2 separate regions of the Mus musculus genome follow, and region 1 is linked to region 2. The links are chromatin contacts, found by POLR2A ChIA-PET in ENCODE. All regions are on one chromosome and are shown on one strand. The core of a region is the stretch at or near the end of the contact, and the rest is flanking DNA. Distances in the headings are between cores, read along the strand shown.

What was found. ChIA-PET counts read pairs that join two places held with the same protein, here RNA polymerase II (POLR2A).
Region 1: POLR2A ChIA-PET joins it to region 2 with 109 read pairs in Patski. The contact joins the promoter of Spats2l here to the enhancer-like site in region 2. POLR2A ChIA-PET finds 5 or more read pairs at or near these places in 2 of 5 experiments (Patski and embryonic stem cell).

What each region holds. Positions count from the first base shown.
Region 1 is chr1:57,773,090-57,776,711 of GRCm38, forward strand. Spats2l (spermatogenesis associated, serine-rich 2-like) reads left to right here and starts at 1,772. Exons shown (of 14, transcript NM_144882.4): 1 at 1,772-1,935.
Region 2 is chr1:57,604,709-57,608,206 of GRCm38, forward strand. No RefSeq gene overlaps it. Among named protein-coding and RNA genes, the nearest start is that of Spats2l, 170 kb to the right of the region's middle. Within about 2 kb of position 1,884, at least 1 of the 3 ENCODE cell types and tissues checked has a DNase peak (open chromatin) inside an H3K27ac peak, as active enhancers do.

The DNA.
Region 1 (3,622 bases), core at 522-3,021, 170 kb after region 2:
TTTACATCAGTCCCACGTTTTGACTTCTCTGCTCTTGGCCCACAAAGCAGTTATTATTATAGGTATGACTTACTGGAAAGCCACCCTCAAATATGAAAAGGCCAGGCCTGGCTTCTGAAAACCCTTTCATCCCTCTGGTCTTGAAAGCATTTTTTCTGTCAGACTTCAGTAAGCAAGTTGGATTTGGAGTCCCAGGAAGGTTATGAAGTGGTAGAAGAAAGGAATGAAGCCAGAGTTCAATGTTATTTCCAAAGCCCATCCTGAGGGAAACGATAATTTATTACTTGTTTTTGGAATTCTAGTCATGGGGGAACCTTCGCTCAAAACTTAAACGACTTACTTTGCAAGAAGCCCTGAAATGTGCACCACACTCCAAGTTGAATCATTCCAAGTTACTAATTAATTCTTTCAAATTCAATAAGCAATAGGGTGGCATTTGTCCTTGACTTGTACAGAAGCTGGCTTTTCCGTCTGCACAAAGGTTGGGCCAGACTGGGTTCAAATTCTTCCTCTAGTTACTAGTTGAAAACTTAGACAAGCTATTTAACTTTTTGTCTCCTTTCTTTATTTGCAAATAAGCGAAAAAAAAACATACCTACCCACTGAGTTTATCTGAAGGGTTGGATCAGATACTAAATAAAGCACACTCATTCACCAATCCAGCCTATGGGGTGGGAGAAAACTCCCAGTCAGGTAAGAAAATGAGTTATTTCCTTTCATCTCTTCTTTTAATCAGAGTGACCTTTGTCAACTGGGCTATGATGTATTGTAGATCCGAATGTTACCTGAAAGTGTAATTCGTTTCAAATAACGACTCCCTTAAATGGAATACAATTCCGCTGTTCTGAGCTTGAGAGGCGAAACCGACTGATTTGATATTTGTAGAGGGCTGAGAGCCAGGAAGCCCCCCACCCCACTCACCCAAGGAACAGTTACTGCTCAGAGAAAGGGCGGCTAGGAAGTTACCCTTCAAAAATAAACCTGAGAGCAGCCTGCATTTCCCTCTGCTGCCTCTGGAAGAGGTGTGCGATCTAAAGTGCGTCCATCATGAATAATGCTTGCCTTTCCTCTCCCAACTACTGCACTCCCAGGCAGAAACATCACCAGCCGCTGCCACTGGGTAGCTCAGGGCAGCTCAGTGGGTGATCACGCACGATTAGATGCCCGCGTGAGACCCGGAGTGAAGACGAGGAGCCAAAACACTTCAGCTCAGTCTGATTTCAAAGGTCGGGCTGAGCCCCCAGAGCTCATCCCAGGGCCTGATTTTCCGCGGCTTTTCCGAATAAGCTATCTTTGTTTACATTTGAGCTTGGCTCACTCCCAGAAAGCATTACTACCTTCTGTCCGGAGAAGCATCTCGCCTTTGCAGACGGTGCTGGGGCAGCAAAGTTCGTTTTCCTGGGTAGGGAAGAGCGATTCTCTTGCTCCTCACGCGGGTAGTACCCAGTGTTTGGACAGTAGTGGGCAGTTTAGGGTAGGTGGAGGTTTGGAGGGGAAGGGGAGAAGGTTGGTGCGGGGCAAGCCAATGAAGTGCTGAAGCTGTATGGGGGATTCTTCTAGAAAGTAGGGTGGGAAAGGAGCTAGGGAGGGCGTGTGGAGGGACAGGATCCGTGTCAGAACGTGCGTGTGAGCGGATACAAAACCCAGGGAGGCGTGATCGGCGGCGTGTGTGCAAGCCCGAGCGAGGGGCGCCGGCGGGGTGTGTGCTCCTGGTGAGTGACACGGAGGGGCGGGCGGCCGCCGGGAGGGGGCGGCTGCGCGGGCGGGAGTGTCCCTGCGTGGGGCTGGCGGCGCGGAGTTGAGGCAGTGAAGGAATCCAGCCTGCCCAGCGGCCCAGCGGCCCTACCGCCGCTTTCCCTCAGCTCGCTCTCCGCGCTGCAGGGGCCGCCAGCGCCGCGCCCCGGCCCGGGACAGAGCAGCCGCGCTCGCAACGAGGTAAGCCCGGGTCCCCGGGTCGGGCGGCTCACCAGGGCCTGCGTGGCCAGGGTGGGGGCGATCGACCAGCCGAGCGCCCGAAGGCCGCCTCCCGGGGCACTGGGTGTGGCCCGAGCTTGGCCGACCGGACGCGGAGGTCGCGGTCCTTGCCTTCCCCCGGCGGGTGGTGGGGACAGCGGCGGAACCGATCGCGGACTCGGCCTGCCCTGCTCCACGCGGGCGCCCCCCTGCGCTCCAGCTCCGCGCCGCCGATCTGCCTGCCCGGAGCGGGGCCGCAGGTCCCGAGCGCCCCGCACCCCTCGGCACCGGCGGGATCGGGTCCCAGCGTTCGCGTGCGCGCGTCGAGGGCGCGCAGGGCAGGCGGGAGGGGGCGCCCAGGCCGCCGGACCGAGCGATGTCATTGCAGGGTCTGGGCAGAAAAGCCCCCCGGAGCCCGCGGGCGCCGCGGACTGCAGCCCGGAGCGAGGGTCGTTTCTGAGTCGCGGAGACAACTTGAGTTTTGCGCATCTGGGGAGATAGCAGAGCTTCTGGCGCTCTGCTGGGAGTTCCGTGTTTACTGCGGACACCGGGGTGAAGGATCCAGCCTTCACCTGGACGGGAATGCGACGGAAACCTCCCATCCTTTCCTTCCTCCTTGCGAGTGGAGCCTTCCAGTGCGCAGTAGGGTCGGCATTTGTGAACTTGATGGGTTTTCGGCTCACAGCAGTCCTGGTTTTTAGCAGGTGCCAAGGTTGTGGAGACCTGACACACTCATTAAAGATTCTTTGTAGACAGCATTTTGCTTTGAGTGCAGCACAATCTCTATAGTGTGAGACTAGCGAAAAACCCTTGAACTTCAACCACAGCGCCGTCCTTTCCTTCCATAAAACACATGTAATATTTCACTTGCTTATTTAAAATACTAAAGTATCTGACCCCTTTGCAGCCCCGAAGATTTTAAAGGGGAGAGGGACACGGAAATTTTAGAATTTGTGCAGAGATAGAGTAAGGTCGTGCGGTCTTTATACCGTCATTCAATTTTGTTTTAGAGGAGCATTCATTGCTACTCAGACTCTGTTTCCAGAGAGTAAGCAAATGTGCAGTATGGCAGAGAAAAGAAAGGACAGGAAGTCAGAAATAGAAAAAGACTATTCAAGTAGTAGAAAAAAATATTTTGAAAGAACTCTTTAAAAAGTTGCCTTCTGGATAAAATATTTTATGAGCCTTATGAAATTGTGTTACTTAACCAGAAAGCACTGTTCTGGGAAGATGGGAGACAGTCTTATCAAGGAACTGTAATGCTTTAAAAAATCTGTATATCTGATGTTTGTTGGTTTTTTAACCAGGAACAAAAAAAATCAACTTTGGGAATGATTTTCTATTTGGACAAGGCAAATACTACTTTAGTCTCTAATTAGAGTTTTGAAATAAACTCAAGCTGGGTTAAAAACCTTTTTCTGTAGAGCAACAGAACAGAAATCATGTCAGATTCCGTATGGCTTTAAACACACACACACACACACACACACACACACACACACACACACACACACACACACGACTAGCTCCAAGGGGGAATTTGCATAAAAATACAATTAACTTGAATGCAGAGAATATTTAAGAGATGAAGGGGAAAACACTGAACATCTGGGAAAGGGGTGTATTAATTGGCAATTTTTGTTCTTTAATTTCTGAAATATTAAATGAG
Region 2 (3,498 bases), core at 634-3,133:
GACCCCTGAGATCTCTCTGACACTGAGCCACCAACCTGGCAGCATGCAGGAGCTGCTCTGAGGCCCCCTACACACATACAGCAAAAGACTGCCTGGTCTGGCCTCAGTGGGAGAAGGGGCGCCTAACCATCTTGAAGCTCCAGAGAGTAGGGAGGAATAGTGGGGTGGAGGACATCCTCTTGAAGATGGGGAGGGGGAGGAATGGGATGAGGAATTGTGGGAGGGCGAACCGGGAGGAGGACAATGATTGGACTGTAAAAAATTAAAAGTAATAAAAAAATACATTTAAAAAAAAAGAAAAGTTATTCAAAGGGACTATTTCCCAGGGACACTGGTAGCAGTGAAATTCCAGTGACACTCATTCTCTCAAGGACTCAGCTCACAAAACAGTTCGGTCATTGAAAAATTCCCCCAGACAACTCAACGTTTCAGTAAGTGTAAGCATTTCACTCTAAAGTACAAGGTAGCTGGAAAACAATGAGGAAAAAAACGCACCAACATAAAAGACAGTGGCTAAGAATTAACAAAAACCAGAATCAGAAAAATGGGAGAATGCATAGCATATAGAGAACAAAGTAAAATTTGTATAGCAGTGTAATTATTACCATCTGATGGGGGAAGACACACAATCACAGGGGAAGAGTGCAGGCTATGGGAAGGAATCAGTGACACAGTGTCTTCTAGTCCCAAACATTTACCTACAACATTCATGATGTCATATTTTTCATACCCATATGTGTGTGTACATTTCCAACCCTCCACTCACAGGTTGAAGGACAGTTAGGTTTTTTCCCATTACTTAACTATTTTGGATACAGCATCAATGAACAGTATGGAGCAAATGTCTATGGGGTAGGACATTGAGTCTTTGGGGCATATGTCAAGGAGTGGTAGAGCTGGGTCATATGGTTATAGTTTTAGCTTTTCTCCCCCCACTGATTTCCAGAGCAGCTGCCCAGTTAGCAATCTCACTAACAGTGAAAGCACATTCCTTTGCCCTACAGCCTCTCCAGCCTTTGTTGGAAGTTGTTTCCTTGGTCACAGCCATTCTGACTGGGGTGAGATGAAACCTCAAAATTGTTCTAGCTTGCATTTCCTTAGTTGCTAAGGATGATGAATGCATTTTGAGCTATTTCTTAGCCACGTTCATTTCTTCTTTTTTGAGAGCTCTGTTCAGATCCACAGCCCATTTCTTAATTGGTTTGTTCTGTTTTTTTGACTCTTTGTTTTTGAGCTCCTTCTGTATTCTAGATATTAATCCTATATTAGAATGTGTAACTGACAAAGAGTCCCTCCCACTCTGGGGCTTCCTCTTCACTTGGTTGCTTCTTTTCCACCCTGAGATAAAGAGCTACAGGCAGTTAAGGAGTGGAATGTAGTTAAGGAGAGAGGAATGTAGAATATTTTTATTGGAGGTTTTCTGCCCAACTTGTTCCTGTCTAGCTCCCAAATAAGAGACACAGAAACCTGGTATTTTTATTAACAAGCTGTAACCCTAGACTGGGCAGTTTCTGAGCTATTCTAGCCTACATCCCAGCCATAGGCACTATGTTACTTGCTATTTAAGTCTCAGCCAGCTTGCTCTGTTCCATGTGTGTCCTCAGGATGAACTTTTCTTGGCCACATACATCCTCATGGTCCATCCTGCCTCATGGCATCTTTCTCCACTCTTTTTTCCTTCTCGTCACCTCAGATCCCCTACTCGGTATCTAGTCCCACCTTCATCTCACTCCTGGCCAATCACAGGCTCTAGCTTTTTATTAACCAATCAGAGATTATTGGGGAACATAGGTTTTGGTTTTGGTTTTTTTACAGTACATAGGTTAACATTGGCCCAGGATCAGGTTGCAGTCTGGACGGGAGAGCAGAGCTCAGTTTCTGAATACCCAGCACACAAGGCTAACCCCAGCAGAAGAATTCATTTTCTCCAGAAATGAGCCTCCTACGTGGTTATCTAATACCAAGGAGTCAGTCTTAAAATATATACATGAGCAACACTAAACTTACTCAGCAGGTTGTAGCTATATATTTATTCATTTACATGTATGCATATGCTTAACAACAATAGTTTAAAGAAAAAGATACAGTGGATTTGAGGGGGATGTCATGGGAGCAATTGGAAGGAAAAGAGGAAGGGGTGGAAATTAAGTACATATAAATGAAATTCAAAAAATAAATTTAATTTAGTAGAAATTTAAAAGACAATAAAACATATTGAGTGCACGATTCAGTTAGTTTGTCAGACTCTATTTTAAGTGTCCAGCACATACTTTTTCAGTGTCTTTACCTGGACTCATCACTGGGCTGTGCCTGTCAGTCTCTCAGTCCCTTCTTGACATTCAGCCTCAGGCTTTCTCTTACTTTCTCCAAACTTTCTGGTTCTTCCTCTGTTCATGTCACCTCTCACACATTCCTGTCTCTGCTTACATACCTTCCCTTTGTTCTGCATGGCTGCCTATTGTGGCTCCTGTAACTCAGCCTTTTTCCTTCCCTCCTACAGACGGGCCACACCCACCTCACGAGGGTAGCCTACTCTTCCCACACTTGTTTTCTCCACGACCGTCACTGGCGCCCACGGTAACTCAGACATCTCCTTGTTGCTCAGTTTTCTGTTTCTGCTTCCCACTCATTAAAAACTTCGTGGAGAAAGATCAGGCAGAACTAGATCCATCCAAATTACATTTATCTGCATCAGAGACTGGAGCATATACGGACCACAGTCCATCATTCAAGCGGTGTGGTGCCGAGGATTTTTGCACTGTCTGCCTAGTTCTGCTTCCAGCTTGGGTTACTGTGTAGCTTCTATGAACCCATTTCCTTGTCAGTAAATAGACCATACAGCTGGTCAAACCCTAGTTTCGTTGTGAGAAACACATGTCCTAACATGTATGAGAACAAATACGTAGTCGCTAAAACAGAAAATATATAGTTGGTACTGAGTCCATGGATATTAATACTTCTTTATATTCTTTTCAGATAACCTTGAAACCACCTTCAACTACACCAACAGTGCTCTCATTTTGCTTTTTAAGGCAGAAATTACTATACAAGCCAGCCTGGCACAGAACAGAACTTACTGTGCAGCCAATGCTACACACTCCTGGCCATGATCCTCCTGGGTGATCTTCCCAAGTTCCAGGGTTCCAGGAGTGTGCAGCGTGCCACCATGTCTGGCCCTTTCACTTTTAATCATGGATTTAGGATGTGGAAATATAATTAATCAAGGTGAAGGTTCTTAAACTTCAAATATTGTCAACCTTAGTAAATTAGCTTGTCTGTAAAGGGTAATTTCAGGTTAAACTGAAAAGCTCCTCCATTGAAGTTCCGCTGATAATTGGGAAGAATTAATTGAAGTTAGTAAAGAATTCTGACTTAATGAGATCCATCAATACGGCACAGCGCTTTACTTATCTTATTAATTGGTGTAGCTCAGGGGCTGGGATAGTCTCATTAGGGAACTCTTCGGCCTCCTACAGAAGCACGGAGAGGTCTGGGCCT